Regions from separate parts of the Mus musculus genome. Here region 1 is linked to region 2. A link is a loop called in an ENCODE intact Hi-C map of the cell type or tissue named here. Cell type or tissue: heart. All regions are shown on one strand. Links, peaks and the distances in the headings refer to the core of each region. The heading gives the core; the rest is flanking DNA.

Region 1 (3,932 bases), core at 737-3,236, 60 kb after region 2:
GGCAGGTGGATTTCTGTTGATTCAAGGCCAACCTGAGCTACATAACAAGCTATAGGGAGATCCTGTCTCAAAATATATAGATAAAGAAAAAGATGGTTCAGAGGTTAGACGCGCTGACTGCTCTGGGAGAGGACCCAGGCTCAGTTCCTTGCACCCACGTAATGGTTGTCAACCTCTGTAACGCCAGTTCCAGGGAATCTCATGCTCTCTCCTGACATCCAAAGGCATCAGACACGCACATGGGGGGCACATACATATAAAATTTTGAAAATATAGTTTTTTTAGACAGGGTCTCATTATGTAGATCAGGCTGGCCTCAAATTCATAGAGATATGCCTGATTCTGCCTTCCCAGTGCTAGAATTTAAGCTATGCCTAGCCAAAAACAAATAAATAAACAAACAAATGAATGAATATTTTAAATTGTATGGAAAAGATAGACATCTCTTTCTGCCACCTTGGCACCTGCTGGGAACAGGACTACAAAGGGCAAATGTGTCTGGAAAATTGCAGTGCATGGCCACTTCTGCAGGCTATAAGTAGGTCCCGAACCACAGAAAGCACACGGCTCCTTAAAATTGAGGTTATTCATGCTGTTAGACAAGAGATGCACTTACCTATATGAAGCAAAAAGATAGCAGTTGGAGAGATGCCTTGGTTGAGGTACTTAGCGTTCTCCCTGCAGACCTGAGTCAGGTTCCCTACAGCCGCATGGGGCACTGTAACTCCATCTGATCTGGTGCCTCTGGCCTCCTCAGGTCCCTGAACACACGTGTACATACTTACACACAGACACAGACATGATTTTCAAGATAACTCTTTAAAAGGAAACCCCACAGGGACTCCTGCGGGCAAACTGAGCAAAGCCAGCACACTATGGTGGTTCACAAGCATCTGTGAGTTCAGTTCAAGAGAGATCCAGTGCCCTCCCTCTTCTGGCCTCTGTAGACACTGGGTACAGTATATGTACATAGCCACATACACACATGCATACATACATACGTACATGCACACATACATGCAGGTAAACCCTCAACATTGTACAGTACATTAAATAAATATAAGTTTCATCTATTTGCCAAGAGTGGTGGTACACACCTGAATTCCACCATCCAGGGGCAGAGATGGGAGGATCTCTGTGAGTTCAAGGCCAGCTTACAATCTGGAGAAAGGCAACTTGGGCCCCATGGGAACAGTGACTTCTGTGCTCTGGACCAAATTCCTGAGAAACCTCCCCTCAAAAGCCTTTGGACATAGACACCCCCCACACACACACACACACACTGAGATACCTGCACTGCAGTGAACTTAATCTAATAGGAATGGATTTGTTGGGGGAGCTATTCAGCATTTACACTGCAATTCCAGTACTTTGGAGGTGGAGGCACAAAAGTCAAGAATCCAGTGTTATCCTCAGCTACGGAGTGAATCCAAAACCAAGTTGTGTCCTGCCCTACTCGCTTTTAATTTTTAACCCTAAAACTAATCGAGAGCTGGCATCACTCATAATTTCATTTAGGAAGTCGATAGCAGTTTCATCTCTACCTTGGGGAGCTGTGCCGCACAGAGCAGTTAAACAACTTGCTGAAGGCCACACAGCGGTCTGGAGGCGTCCAGCCTGGATGGCAACGCAAATGGAATTCAAGAGCAAGGTTCTAACGCCCTAAACTCTACTGCCTCCCTGTGGTTATCTTTCTAGTTGCAAGGAGCCTTCCAGGCTTTTAAACCTTTCCTTAGGCTGAGTATGCACAGCCAACCTGGTTTATCAGACCCTGCCTCAAAATAGATAAAATGCATAAGTAAATAAATAAACCAATCCCAGGGTGTTTCCCTGGTGGCTGATTCCAGCTTAGCCTGGGGTACCTGGAAGCTGTCTCCTGAATCTTTTTTTTTTTTTTTTTTTTTTTGGTTTTTCAAGACAGGGTTTCTCTGTGTAGCCCTGGCTGTCCTGGCACTCACTTTTGTAGACCAGACTAGCCTCGAACTTAGAAATCCACCTGCCTCTGTCTCCCAAGTGCTGGGATAAAAGGCATGCTGTCTCCTGAATCTTTAAGCCAGGGTCTCATCCGCATGTGAGGACCCACACCTGTAACCCCAGCACTTGGGAAGCTAAGGAGGGAGGATTACTGTGATGTCCTGGCAAAGCCTGATTACAGAGGGAGGATTTACTCTCATTAGTGAACAACAGCAACACAGGGTTTGTAACAACAACAACAGTAACACAGAGTTTGTAACAACAACAACAGTAACACAGAGTTTGTAACAACAACAGTAACACAGGGTTTGTAACAACAACAGTAACACAGAGTTTGTAACAATAACAACAGTAACACAGAGTTTGTAACAACAACAACAGTAACACAGAGTTTGTAACAACAACAACAGTAACACAGAGTTTGTAACAACAACAACAGTAACACAGGGTTTGTAACAACAACAACAGTAACACAGAGTTTGTAACAACAACAACAGTAACACAGGGTTTGTAACAACAACAGTAACACAGAGTTTGTAACAACAACAGTAACACAGAGTTTGTAACAACAACAACAACAGTAACACAGGGTTTGTAACAACAACAACTGTAACACAGAGTTTGTAACAACAACAGTAACACAGGGCTTGTAACCTCCAAGCTGTTGACATTCCTAAGCATGGATGTGTCTTTACTGAGGCCTATTGTATGCATTATGGACGTTCAGAGGCAGTAAAATAGCCCTGTCTCACATGTGACAACCAAAACTGTCTCCACACTGTGACATGCCCCCTGAGGGAAGGGGAATTTCAAAATCTGCCTTTAGAACCAACAATTTAAATAGACTAGAATCTTAGGCTTTTTTTTTTTCTGTTTTTTTTTTTTTCCCTTAAGCCATTACCTGAAAGTTTGCTCTAATGTTTCAATGACCCAGTTAGAAATGGCAGTCATTTGAGGCCTGCTGCAGGCTGAAGCAAAGGAGGGAGGCAATTAATTACTCATTGCCTAACTCCATTCTTCCTTGCCATTGCTTTGGGCCTCTGGCTTCCCATCTGGCCACTATTTGTTGTCCAGGGTAACCAGTCTATCTCAGAGCTGGCTACCTTTCAATAATGACAGAGAGGACTTACCAGGCTTAATTAACTTAGATTTGTAAGGTTTCTTAGGAAGCCCAGAATACAATGGAAGTCTAAGATACCAGGATTCTCACATCCACGTTCTTAAAAATAACAATCCCTCCAAATGGTGGTGGTGGTGAATGCCTTTAATCCCAGTACTCAAATTGGATCTCTTGAGTTCGAGCCCAGCCTGGTCTACAGAGTGAGTTCCAGGCCAATCAAGACTACAATGAGAAACCCGGCCTCAAAACAAACAAACAAATTCCACATAAAAAGGATGACTGTCCAGAGTGTTACATGAACGGGTAAAGGGCCCTTCTGAACTGAACTTGAGGTCAGACAGAGGTAGAGAGAGACAGAGAGATAGATAACGACAGAGACAGACAGAGAGAGAGCAGGCACACGCCTTTCCAGTTGGTTGGCCTTCCTCTTAGCCTCTGCAGCAGGAAATTATTTAAAGTATTTCCTGAACAGCTGAAGTATGTTAGAAACCTGCTAGCTCTCTCCACATTAGTTCCGGGAAGGGAATGATGAGTCATTTCTTTGCACAAGGAGAGGAGAATGTCTTTCCATTTTTACCTGAAAGAGACAGGCTAGATTGTCAATGTGGGAAGCACAGAACACGCTCTGAGGACTTTTGTTTTGTTGGATTGGTCTGTGGTTTTGTTTGTTTGTTTGTTTGTTTGTTTGTTTTGTTGGGGGGGGGTTGGTGGGAGAGGACAGAGTATTACAGAGTCCCAGCTGGCTTTAAACTTGCTCTGTAGTCAAGAATGACTTTGGGGGGCTGGTGAGATGGCTCAGTGGGTAAGAGCACCCAACTGCTCTTCTGAAGGTCCGGAG
Region 2 (3,932 bases), core at 477-2,976:
AGTCTTTCCCAAATCCCTCTGAGCATTCCTTTCCATTTAGAAAGAGGGTGAGAAGTGTGGAGAGGACTAGTGAAAGTTAGCTTAAAAGTTCGTATGCGTCCAGACTGAGAAACACATTGCAAAGCAAGGGATTCTAAACCAGGTCTGGAGTTAAGACATGAGCAACTAGTTCTGCGGCCTACAAGGAACAACCCCAAACATGCTACCCTACAATCAAACAACTTCCAAAACACAGAGTGTACAATGAGCCGGGAGTCGTGGGATCAGGCAGACACGCCGGAAAAGCCAACCACAGTCTCGGTCCCTCCCTCCCAGAGACGTGCGTTTAAGGTGTGTGGCACTGGCCACAGAGGTTGGCAGCACTGGAGAGTAAAGGTTTCACTGCCGGGCATAGGTAGGTGTCCAAGTTAACAACCCGGGAACACAAGCACTCTCCCGTTAAGCACTCACTCCATGTTTAAGGAGTGTTTACCGCGCGCAGTCAGCAACTGGATTCAGTAATCCCTTTCCCGACCCCACCTGGGCAGGAGCCCAGGGGCTGCTCCTGTGACCCCAGGAAACGAGACTTCAGGACCTCAAATCCGCCCTCCACGGGAGACCCACGGGCCACACACTGGGCGTTCTGAAGAATTTCCCAACCCCAGCTAAGTGGTTCTCCAATGACTCCCTAAACTAGGCCTTCCCACGCCCGGATTCCCGTCCAACGCCACCACCGACCGCGACCCCGGCCCTCTGCTTGCCCACAGGCGCCACAGCCGCCCGCCCAGCTCACCTGTCAGGCGCAGCTTGACGGGCCCGTTCCTCCGGCCTCCGGGGTTAGACATGTCCCCAGCGGCGGGGGAGGTGGCGGCGGCGGCGGCGGCGGCGCTCGCGGCCGGCGGGCCGGCGGGCGGGCGGGCGGACTGGGCTGGGCTGGGCCGACGGCGAGGCGCAGAGGAGTCACCACAGCGGCCGGGGCCGGGGTCCGAACAGCCCGCGCCGCGGCCGCCAGGGCCGGAGGGTCCCGGATGTGCCGAGCGCCGTCGCCATGAGCCGCGGAGGGAGCGGGACGCAGAGCTCCCCCCTCCTCCCACTTCTGCTTCCTCGGCCCGGGCCACACAACAAAGCGGCAGCCGCGGCCGGCCGCGCCGCCTCCGCCCCGCGCCCCCGCCGCCTCTTGTCCTCGCGGTCCGCCTCGGTCTCCCCTTCTCGGTGCCGCGAGGCCTGGGAGCGGACGGTGCGAAGTCTGCTGAGGCGGGCGGGTGCTCGGCCGCTTCCTCCTCCGCCCGCCCTCTTGTCTGAGAGAACCCGGTCCTGGGGCCGCAGCCGCTGCCGCCGCCGCCGCCGCCGCCACTCGTCGGCTCCTGGGGGCGGGGAGGAGACGGGGGCGGGGCCGGCGGGCGGGGCGGGGTTGCGGTGGGCGGGGCCGGCGAGGGGGCGGGCTTGTGGGCGAGGTCTCCTGCGCCTGGGGCGCCAGAGGAAGGCCTGGCTCCGCGCGAGCTGCGGGCAGCGCGTGCGCCACGGCCCAGACTGGGCCCCGAACTACACCGCCCGGCGGCGCCGGCTCGATGGCACCAGAGGGGCCTACTGACCAGCTAGCTCACTGAAAGATCGCCTGTGTCCCTACAGGGCAGAATGCCCGAGTAATACTCCCACTGCGCGCTCTGAGAGGCTGGCGAGAGTAAAGTTAGACCCAAGTCCGAAGAATTAATTCGCCAAGATGCTATTCCCACATCGAACGCTCCAGCAAATTCCCAGGAGTGCTTAGCTCTGAGTATTGTAATTGCCACCTCCACAGGCTCACCTGGTGCTCCATATCCGGTTACCTACCTGCTCGATTCTTCCCCCAACCCTGCCCAGGACAAGCATAGGGAGATAATACAAATGCGGCCAAAGACTGTGAACAAGATAGGTGGATATAGTGTGGAAAGCTCACGCAGTACTGTATTTTGCTGTCCCAGGAGGAAAAAAGAAAATGAATAGGACTGTAACTCTGACGCGGTGACTTACAACTAATAAGAACTTATTCTGGACAAATAAATAATGCAGGTTGTTTTGGGATTTTGTTTTGCAAGGTTGGGGTGAGAGTGCAGCCTAATAGTGAATTGTATTACATCAACTGCAACACATTTTTATGCAGCCATCTAAATGGCAATTGTGGTAGCCATGTAACATGTCAGACTTTATATGTAATGCAGGGTTTAAATGGAGAATACAAGTTTTATGTGCACGCAAGAGTAATAATGCAAACTAAGGATAAGAGTGTGGATTTGTGCCGGGCAGTGGTGGCGCATGCCTTGGGAGGCAGAGGCAGGTGGATTTCTGAGTTCGAGGCCAGCCTGGTCTACAAAGTGAGTTCCAGGACAGCCAGCGCTACACGGAGAAACCCTGTCTCAAAAAACCAAAAAAAAAAAAAAAAAAGAGTGTGGATTTATATCCATGTTAGCTTTGCTTTAAAGCTGTTATAACATTAATGCCGTTTAAACTGTTCATTGAAGCCTAATACATTTTAATCCTAAAACATTGCAAATGGTGACTTAAAATCTACCAGTTAAGACACTTCATTCTCCAGGTGAAATCCAAGAGCGTTTCATCGGTCTAAAAACACTCCTACGGATTAAAGTGATCCCAAAATCATAAGTTCTAGCAGTAAGACTTAAAATACAAGGGACAGCTCTAAAAATTCAATCAAGAAATACTAAGTGCTTATTATTCACAAAGCAATGAACAGGGCCCTTAAACACTTCTTTGTGCAATGTAAGATCTGAAGGCTCAGGAAATAATTCCCACAAAAGTTACTGTGGCGATAGAACAATTGCTACATCACTGTTTCAAACGCTAGGCTGAGACAATAAACTGAGCAGGCTGATGTATGCACTCTTCCTTTCCCTGGTTCTTATGGCCCACACTTTGTTCCCAACCACCCACTAGCATAATTTGTAGCTTTGTATTGGGAAATGGAAGTTAAGATTTCAGAAAATGGTCGGAAGCCTAGCAGGGGGTGGGAGGGTGGAAGACTGTTGTGAGTTTTAAGCAATACCTTCACATATGTGGCGGCTCAGGGAAATGGGCATAGGTTCAGACAATTCCGTTTAGACTTCCCTAAGAATAATGCTTTTAAACCATTCAGTCAGGGCTGAAGAGATGGTTTGTTGCTCTTGCAGATAATCTGGGTTCATCCCAGCACCCACAAGCTAGCTCACAACCATCTATAACCCCAGTTCCAAGGGATATGATGCTCTTTTCTAACTTCCATGGGCACCAAGCATGCATGCGATACACACAGATACATTCAGGAGAAGCATTCATACACACAAATAAGTCTTTTAAAAAGCTCAAAATATAAATAATAAGCAAAACCATTCAATATGTTGATAACCTCTGTGTAATGTTAGAAGTCAAATCCAGTGTCTTACACATGATAGGCAAGCATACTACCACTGAGCAACATCTATAATAACACTGTATTTGTTATTTTAGCTTTTATTTTACAGACAGGGACTCACTGTGTAAGCCTTGCTGGCCTGTAACTTACTATGTAGACCAGACTGGCTGGAAATGGACAGAGATCCATCCAAACCTACCACCACGCCCTTTATTATACTGGTAGTAATCTTTTTAAAGCTGGGTACGTGGATGTTTGTTTTATTGTTGTTTTCCTTAACACATTAAATCTTTAATATTGACTTTAATTAATAAATAAAATAAAGATTTTAGAAGACAAAAAAATAATAAAATCAAAAGGACTAATGTTAATAGGAAAGCCACTTCCAATAAATCTCTTGACAAAAAAGCCTCACCAGTGTAGGCCCAAAACAGAGCTCTCTGAGCCAGAAACCTTCAAGTAAAAAGGAGTTTTTATGCACATTCCCCCTTGGCTATTTCGTTAGTACACATTATATAGAAACTATGCAGTGGACTATCATCTGATACCTAGAAATTGGTAAGGAAAA

Evidence for each region. A loop is a pair of places that touch in the nucleus more often than their neighbours do. Peaks named below come from ENCODE experiments on the same cell type or tissue, not always from the same donor. Only the 100,000 strongest peaks of a DNase experiment are listed, where the experiment ranks them.
Region 1: it touches region 2 in a loop (5-fold over the local background); 15 of 42 quality-filtered maps call a loop at or near these places.

What each region holds. Positions count from the first base shown.
Region 1 is chr11:106,978,970-106,982,901 of GRCm38, forward strand. No RefSeq gene overlaps it. Among named protein-coding and RNA genes, the nearest start is that of Gm39424, 19 kb to the right of the region's middle. In heart, for the core only: a CTCF peak has its summit at 1,689; a DNase peak (open chromatin) is centred at 1,622.
Region 2 is chr11:106,919,409-106,923,340 of GRCm38, forward strand. Smurf2 (SMAD specific E3 ubiquitin protein ligase 2) reads right to left here and starts at 1,307. Exons shown (of 19, transcript NM_025481.3): 1 at 773-1,307. The coding sequence starts at 824. In heart, for the core only: a CTCF peak has its summit at 1,565; DNase peaks (open chromatin) are centred at 703 and 1,413; H3K4me3 peaks cover 1,561 bases; H3K27ac peaks cover 1,513 bases.